Linked DNA regions of Mus musculus: region 2 is linked to region 1. Evidence: chromatin loops called from intact Hi-C (ENCODE). Cell type or tissue: left cerebral cortex. All regions are shown on one strand. Each heading gives the region's core, and the rest is flanking DNA. Links, peaks and the distances in the headings are about the cores only. Region 1 has its middle 37 kb from the start of Gm30467. Region 2 has its middle 19 kb from the start of Gm1587.

What was found. A loop is a pair of places that touch in the nucleus more often than their neighbours do. Peaks named below come from ENCODE experiments on the same cell type or tissue, not always from the same donor. Only the 100,000 strongest peaks of a DNase experiment are listed, where the experiment ranks them.
Region 2: it touches region 1 in a loop (2.3-fold over the local background); 3 of 42 quality-filtered maps call a loop at or near these places.

Annotation. Positions count from the first base shown.
Region 1 is chr14:77,737,611-77,750,424 of GRCm38, reverse strand. No RefSeq gene overlaps it. Among named protein-coding and RNA genes, the nearest start is that of Gm30467, 37 kb to the left of the region's middle. In left cerebral cortex, for the core only: no CTCF peak of the experiment used is centred there; DNase peaks (open chromatin) are centred at 5,383 and 5,541.
Region 2 is chr14:77,811,973-77,824,786 of GRCm38, reverse strand. No RefSeq gene overlaps it. Among named protein-coding and RNA genes, the nearest start is that of Gm1587, 19 kb to the right of the region's middle. In left cerebral cortex, for the core only: no CTCF peak of the experiment used is centred there; a DNase peak (open chromatin) is centred at 7,015.

The DNA.
Region 1 (12,814 bases), core at 2,038-10,037:
CCCAGGGAGGACAAACTGGGATCTCATTCTGATGTAATTTTCATTAGTTTAGTGATTAATGATGTTGAGCATCTTTTGATGTGCCTACTGGCCATCTGAGTGTCTTCTTTAATGGAGAACTATCTGGCAGATTGTGTCCATTTACAACAGGCTAGAGGAGTCAAAGGGAAATGGGTCTGTGCCGAAGAAATCAAGCATGTCAGGTAGCCTCAATTTATACCGTCACTTCATGACTGACAATGATCTCTTCAGAGTGCAGTATTTCAATGACCTAATTACCACCCTCTAGGTCGTACCTCTTTCACGCTCCATCTATTCTCATGTAGCTATATTGTAGGCTGAGCTTCCAACACACAAACCTTTAGGGACAAACTATATCCAATGCACAGTGATGTCTTTGGATTTACAAACATTTTTAGTTTTTTTTTTTTTTAGTTCCTTCTTTTTTTTTTTTCCATTTTTTATTAGGTATTTGGCTCATTTACATTTCCAATGCTATACCAAAAGTCCCCCACATTTTTAGTTTTGATGAAGCTTGGCACATCTCTTTCTTGGGTTCTTATGTTCTAGGTCTCCAATGCAAGGCCATGATGAGTTAATTAAAAAGCTTTTCATCACCAAGCACTCAAGCCTTTACTTTCTTTTGAAAAAACATGGTTTGAGTTAGAATGTGGTATGGGGTCCAAGTTTCCCTTTGTGCCTGTGCATCTTCAGCTCACCACTGTTGAAAAGACCATTTTCCTACTGAGTGATTTCATGTCATTTGTGTACACTCTGATGTATTGTGTCCTGCCATGTGTTTGCTTTGGGATCAATTTGGTTTTCTTTGTCTATTTTCTTAAAGGGAATGTTTTGGCTATTGAGCTTCAATCTTTCTTCTTTTTACAGTTTTGCCATTTTCCTTTGAGCATAATTCACAAGATCTTCTCTAAGCGTTAATACCTTGGGTTTTATCTTGTCTTATTTTCAGACAACTCTAAATATTTTCTAATTTTTTTAATGTCCTTTTCCTTGTCCCATTTGTTATTTGGGACTATGGTGTTTCATCTCTGCGTGCTTGTGAATATCCGAGAATTCCCCTATAGATTTTTAGTTTTACTCCATTGTGGTCATAGAATACACTTTGTCTGATTTCAGTCCTTCTAAATATATTATGATTGATTTTTATGGCCTAGTGTATGTTGTCTTTAGCAGAAGGCTTGATGCACATTGGCAAATAATTTTCTTTCTGTAAGTATCTCTGTGGTATGCTCATTTAGAATCTTCTGGGTGTATGGCCAGGAATGGCACAGCTAGGACATATGCTTGCTCTATTTTTAGTTTCTTAGCAACATCCACTCTGGTCTTCACTGTGGATACAGCAGTTTACACTTCCACTTGAAGTGAAAAAAAGTTTCTCTTTCTCTACATCCTTGCCAGCATTTGTTGCTTTTTTAAATTTTATATTTTATTTGAGTGTATGTCCATGCATGTGGACACACATGTTATTGGGTGCACTTGGAAGTCAAAAGACAACTTTTAGGAGTCAGTCTTTTTCCTTCTACTCTGAGTTCTAGGGACTATACTCCGGTTGTCAGGCTTGTATAGGAAGCACCCACTGAACCATCGCACTGGCTCTAGTGTCAAATGTTTTGTATTAAAATTGGTGGACATAATTTGTGGCTCTGGGTTGCATTATCTTCTTGCAAAGATGATCCGTTGCTTCTGGGAAGCACTTAGACTAAAGGAGCTGGTTTTATTAACCCAGCCAAGCTGTCTAAAAGTATTAAAATGTGTGGTGTGTTTCTGTTTTACTATACTCTTGGCTCCCAGTTCTGAAAGCCTAGGGAAGTTCCCAGGGTACCTCCTCATAGCTTTGACCTCTCATGAACCTGCTGATATTTTTCCTGGCATTTCAGACTCTTCACTTCCATGTTCATTTTAACACCAGGAAGAACCAAAGATATATGTCATAAAATATAAGGCTCTAAATGCTACATTTATATATTTTTGTTCTTTCCTTTTCTGAATCTTTGCATCCACCAAATATTTTCTTATTAGGTTTTAGGCCTTTAAAACTACTTCTTTTAATGTAGTCATGCAGATTTTCTGGTACTTCTCAGGTAGAAGGTCTCTCTGAAACAATCTAATAAGCCAATGTGGGAAGCAGTAGTCTATTTACAGAAGACTTACTTTCTTTATTTTACATTAAAGAGTAAGACATGAATGAGTGTAGGAAACCACATAGAACCTAAAGGATAGAAGACTCCTCAGCACCCAGATATAGCTCTCTCTTGTGAGGCTATGCCAGGGCCTAGCAAACACAGAAGTGGATGATCACAGTCAGCTATTGGATGGGTCACACGGCCCCCAATGGAGGAGCTAGAGAAATTACCCAAGGAGCTAAAGGGAACTGCAACCCTATAGGTGGAACAACAATATGAACTAACCAGTACCCGGGAGCTCTTGTCTTTAGCTGCATATGTATCAAAAGATGGCCTAGTCGGTCATCACTGCAAAGAGAGGCCCATTGGACTTGCAAACTTTATATGCCCCAGTACAGGGGAACACCAGAGCCAAAAAGGGGCAGTGGGTGGGTAGGGGATTGGGGGGGTGGATATGGGGGACCTTTGGGATAGCATTGAAAATGTAAACGAGGAAAATACCTAATAAAAAAAAAGAAAAAAAAAAAAGAAGACTCCTCAGCAATCTCTGCGTCTTCCTTGTTTTCTAAGGAGCAATCAGCTGCGTGATTCCAGTTGTCTTTCATGGTTGGCAAAGGCTTTAAACATTGCTCATTTAGTGGTCTTCAGATATTTAGTGATTGAAACAATACTTTTCCTAAAGGACAAAAATCATTTTATTTGAAGGTTGGGATACAGCTCAATGGTAGAGGGCGTGCCTCGAATGCTTGGGGCCCTAATTTCAATCCTCTCTATGTTTAAATAAATGTTTGTAAATGTATACATTTTTGATTGACAAACATAAACTGTTTTACTGACAGTTCAATGTGATATTTTCACACATGCATGTAGCACAACCTAATGAAATCCCTCCCCCTCCCCCCTCCTCCTTCTTCTTCTTTCTTGTCCTATGCGCCCTCCCTTCTACCCTGCAGTAATCACTATGTCACATTCATTTGTATGGTTTTGAGGTTCTGTATGTGAGGGAGAATATACAATATGAGTCTTTCTGTATGTGTAAAATTTCACATAATGCAATGCCCTCCAATCCATTCATTTTGTGGCAAATGAGAGACTTTCATTTTCTCTAGAGTTGAAGAACTCTCTTTTGTTCATCCACACTACATTTTATTTGCCTATTTGTCCATTCATCCATTAGAGTTTGATTTCATGTCTTAAATCAATCTCTCTATAAAATTATATATATATGATTTCTCATAGTGAAAAGATTGCCTACAACCAGGTTTTATTAATGAACAATTCATTTTGAGAAAAAAGATCTGGACAATATTAGGAAAATTCTTTCCTTGAATTTCAAATCGCCTTTCACAAGAACCGATGTTTTCCTCCTTATACTGTGTATAAGGTGGCAAGTCACTTAGGAGTATGTGACTGAGGTGGCATTGCCACATGGGATGTCTTATTCACCTTGAATTGATTGTCACCTTGTCCTACATATGGATACACTGTCTCTGAAATGTTGGTGACGTCACCTTGCTATCCCAGCTGAACCCACCTCCATGCCCTGCTTTCTTTCTGAGCTTTGTTTCTAAAAGCTGCAAGCTCATTTTGTTTATTGCTTTAGAGATGGATGTTCTGGGACCTTTGTTGAGTTTTTCATTGTTCCTCTTAGCTACTCCTTCTCCTGATATCCCTGGAACCCTAAATTCTACTGCAATGCAGTAAAATGGTCTGTTTTCATATTTAAGCATTGACCTGCAAAAGTAGACCTTCTTAATACAGCTGGGGAGGGGGTGTCTGCTACCCTGAAATGTAGTTCAAAAGCATATTTCAATTTTAGTTGAAAGCTCTTTTTATATGTATTCCCCCAAAGCACCTTAACTGAAATCACATCCCATATTAGAGCTTTATGTACGGGCCGATGTCTCCTGCTTCCAGTATACCAATAAAATCATGTATTTCGATTTAACCTCAATCTGCCTGTGTTTAAAACATAAAGCTAAGGTTAAGGCTTTTGCTGATAGCAACCCTACCTAGGCATCTCCATTTCTAGATAAAACCTTTCACAGAGAATGTTTTATTGGCCCCACTGCTCACCCCTGCCTCATATACCAGTATAATACCAGGCTGAAGACATACTCAAGACGCATATATGCTCTAGCTTTTTAATTTTCTGAGCCTTTGTGGAATTACTTGGGTAGGCTTGGTTTCTGGGATTCCTCCCTGCTTTAGTGTCTCAAAACCATAGAGACCAAGAGCTGTTAGGAACAGCTGCTTGGAGCTGCTGCCTCTTGCTTCTTGGGGCTCAGTCTACCTCTCTGCCTGTGTCTCAGAGGAAGAGGAAGGGGTGAATGTAGAAAGCACAAGCTCCTTGAGCTCACAGATGAACACCAGTGCAATCAGGAATGGTAAGCACACCTTGTGGTCTCTTCAAAGGAAGAGATGTATAACCTCTTTTCCACCCAGAAGGCTGGGATCGGATGGAGTTAATGGCGTGGTGACATTTGCACTATCTGTAGGGTCAGGGTGTATCTGGCTCCCCCAGACTCTTCAAACAGGACCACAAGTGGTTCTAGCTTGGTAACCTTAGCACTATCTGTACCACCAAAGCCATACTAGATCTTCTCCTTGGCCCTTAAGATGTCTCATGTAGACTATCTATAGAGCTCATCTTTATGGAAGAGGTGACATGCACTTTGAAAAATGTTTCAATGTAATTATGCATAAGCTTTATGGTGCACATGGGATTGTGTTACATCAGGCAACTTCTTTCCAAATTGCACTGTACTAAATAAAATAAAATAAAATAAAATAAAATAAAATAAATAAAATAAAACCAACCAACAAACCAACAAGCCCGTGTCAGACTCTCGAAGTTTGAACCAACACCATACAATGAGGCATGATGAACATCTTGCTTCACATGGATTGACACTCTTCTGGTTGTAGTGTTTGCAGAGACCCATCACAGTCGAGGCCTGCAGGCAGGAAAGTATCGGCTTGGCAGTTTCTGGAGGGACTCTGTCCTGTGGTCTATCTGGGGGAAGAACAGCCCAGGGAAACCAGCCTACTACTACTAGCTTAGGAATTAGTTTGTTCTAAATCTGTACACCCCTCTGTTGGGTGAGGAGAGAAGACACATTCTTTTTTTTGTGGTGTTCTTCCAATTCTGGAGTCACACACCAACTGGCCTCCTTAACACCCCCTGCTCATTAGTTTATGCTGTATAGGCCCAGGTTTCCACCAGCTTAACACAGCGCATGTCAACCATCTTGCTCACACTGGCCCTTTTTAGCTACACAGTATGAAATGTTTTTTTTTTTAAACTTCTCTTTTTATTTATAAAGTGACACCTTACATTCAGAAGCCATATGTAATGTTCATGCCAGAAAAATTCCAAGATTTGTCCTCTGCTCATGTAGAAAAGCAACAATTGGATTGCGATGCTACAGCACCTGTGAAGTACTGTCTGGATGAGTTATCCAGCTGGCACTCTGATGACTCAGTTCTAAGCATTATGTTCATACTTAGACTTTACAGTGATTTCTCACGTTAGCTAAAGATGTGTAAGTCTTTCGGAGAACCCTACTTTGGGGGATCAGGAATGATCTATTATATTGTTTGATCCTCAACAATGAGACAGAGCGATAATTATGGACTCAGGGACCTTGTTGTTTGGAATACTTTTCCTCTTACCAGAAAAGACTCCAGGGAGAAACTTGGCTGTGTTCAGAGTTTGATGCATCAAGTCAGGCCTCAGGTTAAGCTTGGGCCTCACTGCTGGGCTTGGGGAATGTCGGGTTGCTCTGGAGAGCTGGAAGAACCAGACCTGGCAGTCTGTGGTCTCCCTGGAGGAAGAACTCAAGCCATGTGCAGCTCGGACAGATGTGTGAATTGTTCTTAAACATTTTAGAGCTAAGCCATAGATCTACCACCTCGTCTCCATCACTTTTCTGATTCTATGGTGAAAAAAAGGAAGCAAAACAAAAGCATGGCCAAATTACAGAAGAAAAACTATTTATCTGAGTTTATCATTCCAGAGGGGTGCATCCCCTCTGGAATGACATGGGCCCATGCTATAAAACTCAAAGTACTTCCAATAATATACTTTCTTCCAATAATGTACTTTCTCCATTGAGATTCGACCACCTAAAGTTCTATAACCTTTGAAGATAGCACCACCAACAGGGAAGAAGTATTCTGATATATGAACCCATGGGGGACATTCTCATCTAAACTATCACACACCTTCTAATGTGGTCAGAACCCAGCATCCTCTCATTAGATCCATTAGCACCATTCCAAAAAAGTCATTGCCGTGGACAATTCCCCTGGCCGGCTGGCTAGAAGCTCCCTTCCCCATGGCCTTCTCTAGTACCTCGGCCAAAGAAATTCAAATGAGAATGAGAAACTTTTCCAGTAACTCCTCTAGTATTTTCCATATCCTTCAGGGCCAACTTCAAAGTTCCTCAGCATCCTATGTGATCTAGCCTAAGGCTTGGCTGACTTCATGTGTGGCTTCTCTCTTCCTTGCTCACTTTCTGGAGTAGTGTCAGCTTTAATATTAGACTAAGGACTCTCCATCTCAGCGTTACCCATGTCTTAGGCTAACTGTAACATTCTATACTGCATTTTCTGAGGAACACCTCAACACCTCAACTCTGTACCATCAGTCAGGAAAGGGAAGCGAAAAGGGATTGGAAATTTTCGTGCATTTTCTTTTAGAGTTATTACTCAAACATAATTTTGGGATTCTCCTCTTCAAGCACCGCCCCACCACCCCTCCCCCACCCCCATTGATTAAGATGGATAGGAAAGAAATTAAAATGGTTAAATGGGAGACGTACATATGTTTTCAAAGATATAATAAAGACATTTGAGCTATTTAATCGTCTTAGAAAGAACTGACGGTGTTAACATTAAGAAGTTGTGCTCCGTACCCACAAAGGAACAGGGTAGCCTTAGGCAAGCTATCAGGAAGCCAAAGCGGATGCAAATAACTAGAAGCTTCATAATCCATTGCCAAGGGAGGCTAAGAGGTTTCTCAAGAGACTCAGCACTTCTGACTGGAGATGGGAAGTTGGAAATGACACTGCAGGAGCCTGGGGTGGTCTTGTGATTTGAAAAGCTAAGTGTAGCATCTTTTTTATTTTAAATTAATCAGCTAATAAAAGTTCTAAACCTGTCTGTTGTATTGTGTCTGCGCCCCTTCATACCCTTCTGTCCCCCTTGTCATACTTCTTTCTATGAGTCCTCTTTGTCCCTAGACAGTTTTATTTTCTATGTTCAAGCCATACATGAGCTTCTGTGTTTCTATAAAATCAAGGAGCCACAAATGAGAGACATTTCATTGGTCTTTCTGAGATAATCATATTAAATGAATCAGGGGTAACTGACTCTTGTATTCTCTAGCATAGATTCATGTAGCACCTAGTTTACAAGAAAGATTGGTTATGTCTCAGCAGACAGCTGAGCTCTGGGGAGAAGCCTCGACTCACTCTTACATGCAAAAATAGAGGAGACACTTTAGTTGGCCTTACAGAGCCTAGTGACCTGCCATTGTCTTATGCCTCCATCGTTCCTTATGATCTGAGTGGAAATGCTGGCCTCAAGCCGGTCTGCATAGGCTCATATTTCCCTGTGGCCTGCTCTTTCCCACATCTTTCTGTGGATCATGCCTATTCATGTATCAGATCAATTAAATAATTAACTATACTAGTATTTATTTTAAATGGAACTATAAAGTCCTCAAGGGCAAAATTACAGTGTTCTCTTCCTATATCTGCAGGACCTGGCTCAGTATCTGACACCCCAAACAGCAAATGTGTGTTGGCTGAAAGACTTCAAGAAACAGAATTGCAGGACTTCTTCACTCGGCCTGGCCATGATAAGAGTGTATGGGTCTGCTTTATTCTTAGCAAACCACCAATCTCTTGGCCCATGTCTTCTCCCATCCTGGGTCTTCACACATCCTGGGTCACGACTTAGTTTTCAGTAGACTGTTAGTTACTTTCTCCCCAGATAAGCAACTGGCTTAACAATGACTGGGCTCTTCTGATAGGTGCTGATATTGGAAATGACACAGTCGACAAGAAATTTCGATCTAGGAACCTCCAAAACTGGGTCACATGCAAGATGGGGATGGGTGGGTGGAAAGGAAATTTTTGCTGTACTGTGAGTAGAGAGAGAGTGTACCAGAGATGTTTTCAAATGGAAAACTGTGGTGTATGCAAATACATATCTCAAAAGTGTGTGTTGTGCAACTCAGGGCCTTGCAGGGTTGGTTTGTGGTTGGTTGGTTGGTTATTTGGTTCATTAGTTGTTTCCTTCTATTTTATTTTGACTTGTGAAATGTCTAACAAAATCGTACGTTTCTTGCCTGTAGGGCTTATTTGGGTCATAATAGATCATATGTATTTGATGCCCCCAGCGTAGTATCTACATTGTAGTTCATTTCATTCTGGGCTTTCCCAGGAATAGATGCATTAGCATGTGGTCTCCCAGATCTTCATCCAGTTTAGTTGTGGAGCCTCCTGAGAGTCAGTCCTCATACAGATTAACTCACTTAAAGTCAGCTGAATACTCACACATGTCATCTGGCCTGGCTTCACCATCATGGCCAAGCATGGTAGGCTGATGGGAAAAGAGTCTAAGGCCTTTTCTTTTCTCTCTCTCTCTCTCTCTCTCTCTCTCTCTCTCTCTCTCTCTCTCTCTCTCTTTCTTTCTTTCTTTTTTAGTTTTCTTCTCCCTCTTGCCCCTTCCTCTGTTGCTACCTCAAGGTTTCTTTTTCTAATGATGACTCCTTCACTCCTTTGTCCTCCTTGGCCCTTGATTTGTCCATTTCCCACTTCTCTCTTCCCTCCCTCCCTTCTGTGATCAAGGATGTCTGGGTTGTTAGTTGCACACAGACACCTTGCCCAGAGGCCCATGAGAGCAGAAGTCCAGCCTGAACTGTGATAGGAGCTGTGTGCACTGCTGTGGGGTTTCATCTTTCCAGAGGAAGCATCTTTTTCTAACTCACACAAAAACCTTTTAGGGGCATCCTTGCTCCCTAAAATTCAGTTCTCAGGATGAACAATCATTTTTAATTTTTTTCTTGTGTTTCTTCTGAAACTCTGTTGGAACCCCCTTTGCATACTGACCAGTCTGGGCAGGCTAGAATCACACAGGCAACAATATCAGGAGCACGACATTTTAAAAAGGAGTGCTGTGGGATTCTATGGTTCTTGTTTCTGCTGATTGTTTTCTTCGCTCATGCCTCTTTTGAATAGGAACGCTAACCTTTCAGCCATTGCTCTTGGATGTTTAACTCGAATGTTCTCAGTTGTCTTAAACAACTAAATTCCCCAAAGTTTGTTGATCCACCAGTAGCGAACACAATGTTTACCTAACAGTGGTGTTTGTCCAGTAATCTCTGTTTGGGAATACTGAAGGAAAAGAACTCTGCATCTGCCAGCTGTCTGATAGTCAGAGAATAATAGACTGGGATGTTCAAGTTCTAGAAATGCTTTTGAAATTGGGGAGCATTTCTGATTTTCCACTACATTGGTGGCACCTCACTTTTAGCATACAATATTATTATATAACATAGTATAATATATATTATGTTATATACTATATTATATTCTAAATTATATGTTATGTGTTATATGTTATATATTATATTATATATTAATTTATTATGTGCCAAAGTGAGTTGCCATATATGTATATTTTTTTAAAGATGAACTTTAAGAGTATCAAATCCCTAAGTAGATAGGTAAGTGAATAAGGCTATTCAGGGAATTCTACTTAGTATTAAAAGTAGCCATTGCATCAGTTCAAAATAAGCACTAACTGTTGGATATTCAGCTTACCCAGGTTGCAGATATGCCTGTGAGCTACAAGAAACAGGAACACTCACTCCCAAGGATAACCAAGCCACAAAGCATGAAGAACAACAGGGAACTAGAGAAGCTGGAAAGCAGAACAGTACCAGGAAAAGAGGTCTGGTGATCGGAAGGTAGAAGGGATAGTTTGTCCCCTGCTGCTTTAGCATCTTAGTAGCAGAGCCTTCTGTCTGCCTCTCTGATTGCTTGGCTGACATATACTCTCCTCCCATCTCATACCTCTGCATGGTGCCTGGTCATAGGGATCCTCTCAGTGTAGATAACTCTGGTGGTTTTCTCTGTGACTTTCAAGCAGGCTAAGACTGGATAGGCTGACTATGTCTAGCAGTGGCCTCTCACCAATGGCTGAGTCCTAGTGACATCAGGCTCAGAGTCCTCTCAATAGTCAGCTCCTCAGATTGGGACCAAAAGGAACAGGCATTTGAGACTTGCTAGAAGTGGTCAGAATCCATGATTTACTCTCTTTCTGTCTTTTAAATATCAAATTGGAGTTGTTAAGTGGAAGCCAGAGGTTAACATTAGGCATCTTCCTCAATCAGTCTCTACCTTATGTTTTGAGATAGTCTCTCACTGAATCTTGAACTCAGCAATTTGTCTTGTGTGACAGAAACCCTTCTGTCTCCGTACCACTGGGATTATAGGTATGTAGTGCAGTGCTCCACTTTTGGTCTGTTGGTGCTAGGCATTGAACTCAGGTCTTCAGACTTGCACAGCAAGCACTTTACCTAGCCCAGGGAATAAGAGCTCTATGCTTCAAACAAATATGTCATGACTCTGAAACACATGACAGAAAAGGGAAGGGACCAGATGGGCTAGTGAGAGGGCATGTCAACATGGCACTCACCCAATTCCTGGGTGCTGGACTCAGCTGTGATTCTTTCAGTGTCATTGACTCATTGAGAAGTCATTAGAGATTGTTGAAAAGTACCAAATAATGTGCCACACTGAGTGGTTTTTGTTTTTATTTAAATCAAAGTTTTGGATGTTTTAGAGAAAATGTCAAGGAAACAGCCAGTAGAGATGGGCTGAAATCCCTTGATGCTATGAAAGAAGAACCTTGTAAAACTGTGCAGTCCTGGTGGGCTGTCTGATAATTGCAGAGACATGGAAGAGATAATAAGTAAGGCTGTCAAATGTGAGATTTGATGAGGATCGTCACCCTCTCTGTAGGATTGTGTCACAGTTACCAAGTGCCTCACACCTGTGCTGGGTGCCATCGGCTCCATGGTGAGCTCCTTTCTACACGCTTACACAATTTCAAAGGCAGTGACCAGAAGGGAAGGCTCGCCCTTTCTCCCGCCTACCCACAGCTGGCTCATTCTCTGCCAACATGAAGAACCAACGAGTTGAATCTGTTTTGAGCATGTCACCATGAGTTCAGATTCTGATTCCATTGTGGGGACTTGGCAAGCCCTAGTGTCCTGCCTGAGTATTGGCAGGAGTGGAGGAGCAAGCAGAGGATATCCAGGTCACTGTCCTTGTCTCCCTTGGTCTGTCCCTTTAAGCAAGGACTCTGTCACTGATGTCATCAATCTTGCACATTTCATAAACTGTAAATTCATTTTAAAATCTGCTGCTGAGCCGCCAGCTGTCTCCATGTTTGTCAGTCTGCTGTTAGGACTGTGCCACTGTACAGTGAGGCTGTCTTTCTCTAATGACTTCTTGATCTGATGGCGAATACATTGAATGTGGCGACAAGAGCCACCGGCATTTATACTCACTAGGCTGGCGTCAGAGCCTGGAATTGAAATCTTGTTTTTGACCTAGGGTGATGATATTGATGGTTTCTATATTTTGCTCTGCTTGATTTATAGACTCTGAAATTACAGAACTTTCCGACATCCTGATTTATTACATAGTAGGTCGGAAGAGGGCAGGGCAGCTCTTTAAAACTATTTAGGTGTTGCTGATGAGTAAATTGAGGCACAGAATAAGTGCTGAAGGTCAGATAGCAAAGAGTAGTGATAAAAGGACTTATAGAGCCATGGTGTCTCTCTTCAGGGACCGAGTCATCTTTATCCTTTTTTGGGGGTGGAGGCAGGGTCTCTTAAATCTCAGGCTGCCCTTGAACTTGCTATGTAGCTAAGAATGACGTTGGGTTCCTTATATTCTTGCCTCTACCTTCTGAGAGCTGGAATTGCTAGTATGTGGCACCGTGCCCAGCTTGTGGGGACCCAATCCAAGACTCTGTCCAGGGGACTGAGCCCAAGACTCTGTCCATGCTGGGAGAGCACTTAACTGGGTTATATTGCTAACCCTCAAATATCTTTTTATATCTTGTAATCATTCCACAAGCTGTCTACACACAAGGCCCTTTCTCTCCAAAGGCTAGAGGCATAGCAGAAGGAACCATAGCCAGCTCTGAGCCGAGTCAAAAGAAGAGACTGTCTCTTGGACCCCATGCCAGATTTTAATACAAAACGTCTTCCAGTGTGAACCTCTTCCAACTATTAGGAGGGAGACAAGGTAAAACCAAAAGGTTCAATCACACAAAACCTCTGCAAGTAAGCCAGGGATGCAGACATCACCCCAAAGAAACCATAGGCAAAACAAATGACTTCTTCAAAGGAAGCCATCACCATGTGCTTGTATCTGGATGCAGCTATTTGTAAGAATTCAAATCATGCTTTCTTGTGTCAGTGAATACCTGAACACCATTTTAGATGGTAGGTGGTAGATGGGTAGTCTGGGTAGAAAGGAAACATGGAGATCTCCCCCCCCCCAACCCCCACATAAAGAGTTTGCTCTAATTTGCAGGTAGATAGTGTCCAGAGTCAGGTTATCCCGCCTTTATCATTCACC
Region 2 (12,814 bases), core at 2,297-10,296, 74 kb before region 1:
CTCTTTTCATCCTGGGTCTGGAATCTATGGAGGCATCACTTGTGCATACTCCATGATTCATAGGGGAGCCCTTGGTATCTCTATCAGAAGACTCTGACCCTTTAACATATCAGCTTTAGGCATTATTAAAAAAAGAATCAGTCATGGAGAAGCAATAGATGTGATGGGACACACCTTACCTGGGCAGGTAAGACAAGAGGACTGCAAGCTCCAAGCCAGCCTGGGAAACTTAGAAATACTTCAGAATGGGGAAGTGATACAACAGAAGTAACAACCATCCATTCCATCCAGCTGGAACTCTGAGAGCACAAGGTCTGTGATGAATCCGCTAGTTACAGGCACTGGGGCCTGATCTCCCAGAGTTTCAGTCCACGTGACTGCCATTTGGGGTAAATGTGGTTCAGTAATAATTCTCTGAATGGTGGTGGAGCTTTAAAATAGGATTTTGACCAACTATTTACCCTCAATTCCTAGTCGATAAAACGCTTATTTGAATGGTTACCTATCTTCAGTAAAGCCTGCATTTCTCTGTTTCCTGTCCTTGCCTATTCTGCTCAATTGGGCTTTGTTGATATTGCAGTTTCTGTTTACGAGCTTAAATCTGAGAATAAGAAAGACCTTTTAAAAACACAATTACTGGACAGAGACTGTGCACTTCTGATGAACAGCTAAGGTGCGGGGGGGGGGGGGGGGGGATATGTAGGGCCAATTAGATCACAGTCTGCTCTGCCAATCTACAATACAATGTAAAAGGTGGACCGTGTGGTGCAGGGGAAAGAATGGTGACTGCAGCAGGCATTGTCACGTTTAGTTCAGCGCGTGCCCTGCACTTTGTTCGAACAACATTTAAAACGTTTCACTTGGTACTGAGTTTGACCACTGCAGGAAGGGTGCAGAATAGAATCATGCTTAAAATGCAAAGGCTCAAACTAAACAGAGAAAAATGCTTTTACGGGGCGACTTCTGCCTCCTACTTTTCTATGGACAAGGACATCCAAGAGTTGTGTTACTTATGATTACCCAGCAAGGCCATTAAAGATTGCGTGTCTATGTGGTTGTCATGGAAAACCTTGAATACAGATAATAGCTTTCTGCGATTGATCTTCAACGCCCTTCATAATTAGCTTAAAATAGTTTAATGATGTTTGTGGGAAGAGATGACTCACCCAGATCCTTAATGTCAAAATTTTCTGTGGCTCGGTTCACTTAGGGTGTGCTGCAGAGACCCCATTCCTGAGAACTGTTTGCAGGGAGGCTGCCCTGTCACCGTCACTGTGGGAAGTGTGTGCTGCTGTCTCCATCTCTTCCCTAGCTCCTCCCCGACACTGAGACACTGACCTCTGGCTGTGGGAGAGTTTGATGGAAGGTCTCTGCCTGTCAGCGTCCTCCTTCACTTCTAAGGAAACACTACCAAACAGCATCAGCTATCAGCACTAGGTCAGTATCATTCAGTTGTCAAAAACATGTTGTAAATTATGGGCCAAAATTTTATTAAATGGTAGTCACATACATTAGGAAATTAAAATCTCTGTGAGTATAATTTGTTAGCTGAAGTTTTTGAGCAGGTTCTCTGGCCTCCTTTTTATAGGTAGACTCTTAAGTGATATGGATCACAGCAACCTTACAGCCTCCGAGCAGAAGGGCTAGGTATGGTAGACAAGGGTAGAGAACTTTCTCTTTAATGCTGAGCAACGACCGTTCCCAGCCGAGTGCTTCTTGCTTCCTCTTATTGCTGCTGAGCAATTTTATATAAATAAAAAACCTTGCTCAATTGAAATGCAAGTTCATTAAGTCCTATTCAGTTCTCTTCCTGCCGCGATAACCTGACCCCCTGTGCTCGGGTCAGCAGCGTGGAGCCGCACCTTCAACCCTGAAATGTGAGCTGCCATCTCCTAAGAATCCACTGCATTTTCACAACCCCTTTTATTTATTCATTCATTCATGTATTTATTTGGTTTTAGATTAATTTTTATGTCTATGAATATTTTACCTGCAGGAAAGTATATGTATGTCTAGTGCCCAAGGAGATAAGACTGGACTGGAGTTATGGATGACTGTGAGCTACCATGCAGGTGATGGGAACCAAACTCGGGTCCTCTACAAAAGCAACAAGTGCTATTAATCCCTGAGCTATCTCTCCAGCCCCACAAACTAATATTATAATTATACCTTATATTTGCTAAACACCTATGCAAACATTCTACTACATTATCTTTTAATTTTTAGAGCTAACCTTAGGCATGGGTGTGACTTTTTTCCTCATACTACAGGTGGAGAAACAGGCTCTAGAGGAGCTTAAAATTCCTTTCAAGATGACATTTTTTTTCTTGAAAGGTGAGAGTGGGGTCTCAATGTAGTTTGTCTCAATCCTGAAGCAATGCACCAGGTATGTTGGAAGGAGTCAGATGATGGAGTTTGCATCATTCTAGCTTGTTCTTGTGACCTGGATCATGAGTGTGAAATAGGCTGATGTGTGGAAGAAGGTAGTTTCGAGCATCAGAAGCAATAGGTAACTGCCCCAAAGCTTGTAATGTTCTAATTGCACTTAGCAGTCTCAGCTGTAAGGTTGAACAGTGTGAGTTCCTCCAGCTCGGGGCTGGGGGAATCCCTGATGAGATTTCATTTGAAGCATTCTGGTGAAAGCACACACGAATTTTCAGAACTCAGAATAAAAGACATGTCACAAAAAGAAATCTGACTTTGGGCGAGAAAAGTAGTTCAGTAAATTAACAAACTAGGACTGAATTTATTGAAAGGAGCAGAGAGGCAAGGAGAAGAGCCACAGGGTTAGAGTGAGAACTGAAACCTGAAGAGAGCTTAGGCAGCTGGGTTCTTTTGTAGAGCTGTTAACGGTGGATTGGGGTGCAGATGTAGCTTGGTACTAGAGCCCCTCTGTAGCCGTGTGGAAGGTCCTGGGTCCAATCAATACTACAAACACAAAAAATAGTTACAATGTGGTTTTGATAACTGAGTTATATGCCCACGCCATGCTTTTATGCCAGAGTTAAAGTTGCATCTGCACACTGAGGAAGTTTTCTAGTAGACTCTACAGAGCATCAGCCACCAGTGGGAGACGGTCTTGAGATTAAACCCTTAACTGTCGGTAGCAGTGATAACCAAAGGATGAAATGGTTTCAGTATTCATAGCAAAAACATGAGCTCTTGAGAGTTAGGTGCACTTAATGGCTTAGTTACCATTCTGTTGCTATAAAGAGACACCGTGACCATAGCAACTCATGAAAGAAAACATTTCACTGAGGCTGGCTTACAGTTCATAGGTTTAGTCCATCGTGGTGACACGCGTGGTGGCCTGCAGGCTGACATGGTGCTGGAGAAGGAAGGAGCTGAGAGCTCTACACCCAGATCCACAGGCAGCAGGAAGAGAGGATGACACTGGGATTGGCATGGGCTTTTGAAACCCCATTGACACACTTCCTTCAGCAAGGCCACACTTCCCAATCCTTCCAAGTAGTACCACTCCCTGGTGACCAAGCATTCACTTCTCTGAGCCTGTGGGGGCCATTCTTATTCAGACCACCACACCTGTGCGCAGAAAGTGTATCCCATGGCTACTTCATTGACTTAGTCATGTCGTCTGGGTTACAGGGGCCTTTGCTCTTTGGCTCTGTGAATATGGATGTTCCAGATATGAGTTTGTAGGTGTTTATATTTTTGTTTCCATGCCTCTAGGGCAGAGTGAGATGACCTAATGTTTGTACTTGGTGGTGAGCTAGGAGAGTCTGTGCATTGCTGCCTCTCCTGGGCTGTTCTGAGATGTTGTACAGGGCAGTGTTGCAGAAGAGCAGCATGAACACACAGAAACAGCCTTCATAATTAACCCCACATGGGTCTGAAGTCGGCTCCGTTCACTGGCTTCCTGATACTTGGCTATTCAGGCTGTCTTCTCTAGCACACTTCTTGCTCACTTATAGACTGTATTCCTACCCCCCCCCACACACACACGTTACTAAACTATAAAGAAATAAAATGGAATGCCCTTACATTTGCCTTCCCTTAAACATCATAAAGGATAAACTGTACCATGCATCTATCTATATGGTTTTTCCCAATACAGTTAAAATAAAATCTTACTTGCCAAAATTGAATTTACACTCAATGTTTCTGTTGTAGAACTCTGGAAAAGTACCTTGTGTATTATATAATCCCATCTACATTGTGTGCTCTTTATTAAAAGACTGAGGCATTTATCTTTTTGAATTTCCCCACACTTCATGAGCCGCTCAGAACAGGTGCCCCTACAGACAACATATTGACGGGTTAATTCTAAAGGCAGCTATTGAAGCCAGGCAGCTTGCTACACTCCTGTAATCCTGGCACTCAGGATGCTGATGAAGATGAATTTTAAACCAGCCTAGACTACATAGCAAGGCCCCACCTGGAGGGGAAATAAATCCAAAACATGGGTAGTTTTTTAGAAGCTATTATTAAAACCTGGGTTTTATTTTCTTTTCATGTTAATAATCACGGGGTTAGGGGGAAGAGAAATCAGCCCAAGAATACTTTAAAATTTATAACTCTTCTTACAGTGTAGTGCAACCAAAATAAAGTATCTAGTCTTCTCAGGTATTTTTACCAGTTGTTAGCCCTCAGCACTTTGGACTACAGATGAAATTTCACACATAGGTGTGTGGTCACAGAAATGCTGACACAACTGAGCCGTCACCCCCAGAATGTATTAATAACTATGTCTACACAAGTAGATCTTGCCAAGAGAAGACGAGGGCAGCCACTCAGCTCTCAGCTGAGAGGAGTCTACACACGGCTGTTCTCTTCTTTGGCTTCCCTTTCTCTCTCCTCTCATGCCTGTGTGCATGCAAACATGCCTTGGCATGTATGTATTCTTTGCCTCTCAGACACATCCTTACAGTCACATTCACCATGGCCAGTTAGACCTGCAATGGGTCTATGTTACATAGCCTAGGAAGAAGGTCTCATTGGTGCCATAATGAGCACGTGTATTCACATCCATCAAAGAAGGGGGATGGATATTGTTGGGCTAACACGACATGAAGGGATAAAGTAGGAGCTTGACTTTGGACAGAAGAAATACGTTATTCACAGCAGTGTGATGAATTAAAAGCAGAGCACAGAAGCACATGGTGAGTATCTTTTATCTGACCATTCCTGGGATTTGTGTAAGGAACATCAATTTTCTGTGCAGATATTACCAAGATATGAAAGCATGTGGCAACCTGGCATGGGGGATGTTAATTATTAATGAAGAGGAAAATCAGAAGACTTAAAAACGGGTAAAAAGTGATAAAATTACTCATTTGAAAATTTTGTTCAAAATACATGTGAAGCAACATCTTCTTGCATGTACTAACAGAGCTCCATGGACACTGAATGTCACTCTGTTCCTTCTTACACTGACTTTTTTTTTTAACAAGGTGAAGATAGCTAAGGGCAGATGCTCAGATCTGTGTGGCTCAAATGCTCTCAGCCTGGTCCAGCTGCACCTCCAAGGCCTCTGAGTAGGGTCAGCAGGTCTGAGGGCCTTTGGGATTTAACAAGGTCATGGGAGTAGGAAATCTTTCCTTCACAGCCTAGTGGATGGTCACTCCTAAGGAATGAACAATCCAGGTGACAAATTGTCCCTTACCTTTACTGACCAAAAATATCTGGCTCTAAACACCCTGTTAGTAGAGGTCAGCAGTAGGTCAGAAGGTAATTGTTCCGAGCTTCACTCACGGGGACAGTAGGAATTGCTGTGGTATAAACTGGCCTAGGGGACAAATTGATCAACCAAAGGAGGTTTTGTAGATTTTTAGTGTTCCAGTTACTGACAAGGGTACTGACTCTGAACTGGATGAAATGCAGCACGGCTTCCCAGTAGAGTTTATGTCCCCCTTCCTCCCCCATCTCAACAGTCTCCTCCTGAGACGGTGTAGCCTAAGGGACATCATGAATCCATATTCTTGGCCTTCTTCAATGTGTTGTACTATTTCCCCCTGCATCCGTGGATAGATAGGCAGGCAAGCAGCCATGCGCGCGCGCACACGCGCGAACACACACACACACACACACTGGTGATGGTTCCTGCTGACCCACATGCGTGTTGCATCCTCTACCCAGCACAAATGGGTGCCTCATTTCACTTTCTGGCGTACCATTCACCTGCCTGCGGAGAGTGAGTGAGCCTGATGGGAATGACCTGCCTAGGAATAATTAGGGAGATAACATACCATGTTCTGGACTCCTTGAGAGGAGGTTAGAGTTTCTCTTGCTGTGATAAAAACACCATAACCATTAATAACTTGGGAAGGAAAGAGTTTATTTCAGCTTACAACACTCAAGTCACACTCCATTGCAGAGGAAAGTCAGGGCAAGAACTCAAACCAGGTAGGAACTAATGCAGATACCAGGGAGGAGTTCCTAACTGGCTTGCTCCTCATGGCATGCTCAGTCTGCTTTCTTACAGCATCCAGGACCACCAATCCAGAGTGGCATAGTCCACAATGTATTACAGGCCATTCTGGTGGAGGCATTTTTTTCTATTGAGGTTTCCTATTCCCAAGTGATTCTGGCTTGTGTCAAGTTGACATAAAACTAGCCTGCATCAGGAGGCACACTGTGTGCATCCTTGCGAGGCACAGCAGTGTTGGCTTCTGCATCTGCAGAATTGCTAGTGTGGAAGCATCCTCTCCTTATGTATATTCTCTGGCTCTGTTTGGCTACATAGTACAAACTGCCCTAGAGCTTTGGGTCTTCCTGCCAAAGCTTTTAGCATGCTGGGATTACAGGCATATCCTACCCCATCACACCTGATTCAGTTTCTGGTCCATGGGGAAGCAACTCACACAGAGCCTACTACAGAATTCTGGTTTGGGAATTTTCAGTTGTAGTTTGGGTTTAGAATTTTATTTCTAGCCAGTACTTCTCCATTTTGCAGGTGGCTGAGAAGTCTGTCTGTTTAAATCTACCCTGGCCACTACTGAAACATTGTGTGTTTGCTATTTGGAGTACCTTCCATGAGTTAGGCAACACCAAGCAGATGGTCCACGGTGTGTAGAGAGCTGTGTGGGCGCCATGCTGCAATCCTTCCACACCGATGGAATGAGGTTTTCTTTGCAGCCCAGCCAGTCAATTGTCTGACTGTACCTTGAACCCAATTAGCGAGTTTTCTCTGAGCCAGGTGGAAGCGGCAGGGTAGCATCTATAGATGCCTTGGCTCACTGTGGTGGGATCTGCTCGAGTACAGCTCTGCGGGAAGATGGTTTACACTTGACACAGACCTCTGTGGTCCTGCTTGCCCTGCATCAGGCAGGTATGCCCATAGGGATTGCCTCTTGGATGGGTGGGTGGGTTGGTGGGGTTATCTAGTCTTCTCTTCATACTGCTAATGTTTATGATGATGCATCTTGGGAAACTAAGCTCCCAGCCAAAGTGTGTTGGGAGTGCAGAGAGTACCGCCTTTATGTTCTTGTTCAGGCCCTTTCTGAAAGTTTGTAGGTCTAACTTAATTGAAAATTTGTACACAGTTTCTTCTCTCTGACCTCTCCCAGATCCCCACCCATACAATTTCATACTTTCTCTTTCTCTCTTTTATAAAACAAACAAAAAGGCAAACAAACCAGACTAAAACAATGAAAAAGCACAAGAAAAACATACATATAAACAAAGCCCCTAAAAATACAAATCAGAAACCAAAACTCTGGGGAGATTAAAAAACAAACAAAGCAATATGAGACAAAAGGAAAAAATCTGTAGGTCGCCAGTGAGTCTGTTTTGTGTGGCCATCCACTGCTGAGCATGGGGCTTACCCTTAAGTGTGGTCTGTGTACCCAGTGAGACCCCATTGGAGAAAATAATTTTTCCTTTGCAAGAGCTTATCAATTAGAGAGAGCTTCTTGGCTAGAAATGGGATATCATACCCACTTCCCCCTCTCAGTGCTAGGACTCTGGCTTGAACCCATGCAGGCCCCCTGTGGCCCAATAAAGATTATCTGAGGATTTTGTGTCCCATTTTGTAAAATAGATATGACTGACAGCCACTTTTCTCAAAGAACACACTGGAGTCTTGACCTTAAAGACTTGAAGACCTTGAGTCATCCGTCTCTGGAGCTCTGGTGCAGTTTGGCAAGACAAAGCCTAAACTGTTTAAATGAGATGCTCTTCTGTAGACAGTCCTGAGGAGTGTGTTCTTCGGAGTCTCTGGACTTATGTAAATCCCTGGTCACTCTCTGCTGACAGTGATCTTGAGGAAATTTTGTCAGCTGACTTATGGATCCCTGACATAATGACATGGACCTTAGGCAATTGTCTAAGACATTAAGGAGATGGGCTTCCCACCTGTGCACAGTTGCTTTTCCAAAACGACTCTTTTTCTCTACCACTCTTTAAGACGCCCCTGTACAGCTTCTTTTATATTGCAGATACTCTTCACATCTTACAACAACAGTAAGTAAATTTTAAAAGAATAATGTTATCAGTGAGTAACTCCAACATCCATTTCATAACTATCTCATATTTAGGGAAGCAACGATTGATCCCTTTAGTACATGTAAAGATGCAGGGCCTTGGGAAATGCCTGGAGACAAAGATGGCGATCTTCAGATCGGAAGTGACGACACCGTCGCAAAGAAACAGTCATCTTTTCTAAAATACCATTTTCCAGTGCTAATGGCCAGCTGAGAATGCCCGCTCACCAGCTGAATGCCAAGAGCCGCTTAATAACAATCAGGGGAAGCAGACAGTCATGGCTGTCAGTCACCGGGTGCCTAATGTGACTACCGTTGTTCATGTTCTTCTCGCTTTTATCCTAATGAGACTGGTAGCTATTTTTAACCTCATTTTATACAAGGTGGGGCTCAAGGGCCAAACTCCCTTTCACAAGTCACACAATCAATAAAGGCAGAGTGGGCTCTGTTCGCAGAGTCTAACCCCAAAGTCTCTCCGTTGTTTCCCAGGCCGGTGTCACACTCACCCCGATACCTCTCAGTTCCTGTGAGCCTCGCTCTCGCTTTACATTGGAAGCTGGTAATTTATTAAGCCTCCTCAAGGTAGTCATTTGTTCCAGCAGGAGCACAGTCAAGGACCTCCCTGCTTCGCACAGCATTTGTCACCTGTCACCTTACCTTTCGAACGCCAAGCAGGCATCCGCTGAGACAGACAGGAGTCACCTCTGTCACAGAAACCTGAGCGGTAACTGGAAGAAGACACTAGCTCTGAAGCCATCCGCGGGTGTGGCCTGATGTCTTTCCAGGCTTGCAGCAGCTCTCAAGTGCCTGATCGCTCCAAAATGATCAACACCGAATGAAAAGGAAAACTAGATCCTGGGTTTAAAAAATATATACACTTTTATGTCATTTCTCTTTGGGGATGGACAGAAGTTTGTTCATTTAGGCTCAGGAAACAGACTAACAAGGATTTCAATTCCTAGTCATATACTTGCTTATTGTGTGACTTTGGGTGAGTTACTTATGCTCTGAGCTCAACTTCCTTATGTATAGAGTAGACCTAAGATCCTCAACTCGGGATTTCTGTGAGGATGGGGGAAGTGCTACATGTGAACCATCAAATAGAGTCTGGCATGGGGCTGGCCCTCCACAGCCATGAGCACAGCTGATTCTCTTCCACTGAACAAGCGATTCTTGGCTGTTTCTTAGAACCATCTGGTTTAAAAATCCCAAAGCCAAGGCGGACTGTCCAGCTTTCTGGGGTGGGGCCAGGCACAAGCATCAATCAAAGCTTTATTGTTTCCCTGCCCAGCCTAGGTTAAGCAGCATTAGACTGGATTTGAGCCCAGGGCAAGCGTCTCTGCATGGGCTCCTTGGCAGCTTGGCTCCCAAGGTAGCTGGGCTTCAGATTGATGGGGAAAGTGAGAGGGAGCCCTCAACTGTCTTGGACAAGGCAGGCAGAGGGATCTCCAAGATCTATCAGATTAATCACTCTGGGACTTTCCCTTCTCCAATATTTTACCCAAGCAAGAACAGCCTAAAATAAAATGAGATGGGAGCCTAAAGCAACATCATACCCAAAGGTGAACAGATATTCGGAGAGGATTGGAACAAAGTCTACCCTGTACATGGAACTACGCAGGCAGCTTTAGTCAGGACACATCCCCAACCCCAGAGTGATCGGCTCTCTTCACTCGGGTTCCCTACATCACTCTCAGAGGATGGAGTATGGCCCTGGCCCAGTAGCATTAGGATCACAGGGGGCTGGTCCAAAATGCAGGATTTCATACCAAATACTCCCAAGTAAGCAGACCTACTGAGACAAACTCTAGCTGAAAGCCAGGCTCACACACTGTAAGATGGCTTCCAAGCGGTTTCCAGCATGCTCATTAAAAACTGCTAAGCACAGCCAGTGGAAATGAAGCAAGCTGGAGGGGCAGAGAACTACCTGATCTTTGAAAGGTTTGCTCAGTCACTCTGAAGTAGTTTCTTCATGTGTAAATTCGGGACAGAGTGATTTACCTTGATAATGGGCCATTGCAGAGGAAACAAAGCAAACTATTGTTTGGTGTAAGGGGAAATCATTTTTATTTTTTACTTGTCTCTTAACTACTGAATCTTAGCATCTCAGTTGATTCTGAATGTTAGTAGCATTTGTTAGCACCTGGTGTCTTTGTCGCCATAGAACAGCTGTTTGCACGCTACCTGAATGTTGCTGTGGAGGTCTCTAAGTAGCATCTGCACTCAAGTGCTTCAGACCACCGTTCTTCTGATTTTACTGCTAGCTCTTGATATTTAATGCATTAATAATGAGGCATGGGAAGCGTTTTAATTTTATGAAATTGTATTTTAAACTAATTGGTTTCCTTTGCAATTGTTATTATTTTGGGTATGCATTTAAAAACATTATTCTGAAATGTGATCCATAGACTCAGGGTACCAAAGAATCCCTTCTCGCTTTGTAAGTTTTCGTGATGATTAAATGCAGTCAGATGTGCCCAACACTTGGCAGAGACTCAGTAGCAGAGCCCTAATTCTCTTCAGCACTATGTGCCTTGCTTTTTCCCAAGACTGGCCAAAGGGCCCTCTAGGCTTCTTGGAGGTGGTGGGTAATATCAAAATTTACACTGTGCAGTCTTTTTTTTCCTGCAGGCATGTGTGTCTGTGTGTGTGTGAGTGTGTGTGTGTGTGTGTGTGTGTGTGTGTGTTTCAAGTTCTATTGAATGAATGAGAGTTGTTTGAGAACTTGTGGAGCCAGAGAGGGGAAGGAGGCTTTCCACTGAAGGTTCCTTTCTAGCAGTGCTGAGATCCAACCTGATGTTCTCATACACGCAGAGCAAGAACAGTGAACCACTGAGCTCCACCCCAGCCCTAAGAATCCATCCAATCAGAGCTGGTGAGAAGGACTCGGGCATCTGGCTGCCATACAGATGTGTGTGCTCCTGGGAAACCCAAGTGGAGAGGGAGGATTGAATGACTTCTGCTTCTTCTTAGGACAAGATGGTAGCAGAGGGGACAGAGGTACACATTTGCTGTCCTGGAATGCTGAACCCTGAGAAACGTGCGTTACTACATAGCCCCTTGCAGTGGTGGCATATCTAGCCTAATGTACTCACTGTTGGTTCTTGGATATAAACTCCTGAGAAACAGGAAATCCTGAGCTTAGATGAGAAGGGAAAACAAAATGAGAGTACTGAGTATGTTACGTTCATTCTGACTTAGCTTTTAAAGAGTCATTCTCATTCATCTTAATTCTATGTATGTACCTATGCAGGTACTTAAGGAGGTCAACTGCTCAACATGAGTGCTGGAAAGCAAACTCTATATACAGCTGAGTCATACCTCTAGCCCCAGTGCTGACTTCTTTCCCTCCCCTTTTTTTCAAGAAACTATCCTCCTCTCTCTCTCTCTCTCTCTCTCTCTCTCTCTCTCTCTCTCTCTCTCTCTCTCTCTGATTTATTTATTTATTTTATGCATATGAGTACATTGTAGCTGTCTTCAGACACACTAGAACAGGGCATCGGATCTCATTATAAATGGTTGTGAGGCACCATGTGGTTGCTGGGAATTGAACTCAGGACATCTGGAAGCAGTCAGTGCTCTTTTTTTTTTTTTTTTTTTCAGGTAGCACTTTTTAAAAATTTTTTTTATTAGGTATTTTCCTCATTTACATTTCCAATGCTATCCCGAAAGTCCCCCATACTCATCCCCCCCACTTCCCTACCTACCCACTCCCCCTTTTTGGCCCTGGCGTTCCCCTGTACTGGGGCATATAAAGTTTGCAAGTCCAATGGGCCTCTCTTTCCAGTGATGGCCAACTAGGCCATCTTTTGATAACTATGCAGCTAGAAACTCAGAGAGCTTCTCAATGCTGACTGTAATGTAAAGTATATAGAACCATCCTCTACTGCACACATAAGGGAATTGAGGCCTGGAGAGAGTAGGTCTGAGCTCAGCTAGTGAAGTCAACACTGATATCTAAAACAAAATCCCTGTCCCATACAAGAAACCCAGAGCTAGGCTCTTTAAAGCACAAGCCTAGGCTTCCCTCTCACAATGCTAGGCTCAGGAAAGAGGACTCCCCACTCCATAGGCCAAAAGAACTTCCCACCACCAAGGGCTCCCACAACGACAAGAGTCCCTCCCACAGGAAATTTCACATCATCCTGCATAGGGCCCATCAGGAAGACAAGGGAATCCTCAAGTAAAGGGCCCTCTGTTCTCAGCAGAATATTTGCAATAGTCTAGTTGGATCCCTGATGGGAGAGGCTGGTTCTAGCTGGGGCTCAGCATGTAGATCTGGTCAAGGACCACTTGAAGCCCATCTCTTGCTCCCTTCTGACCTGCAGTCCTGTTGAACTCATGAATCAGTCACCATGCAGAGTGAGGAACCT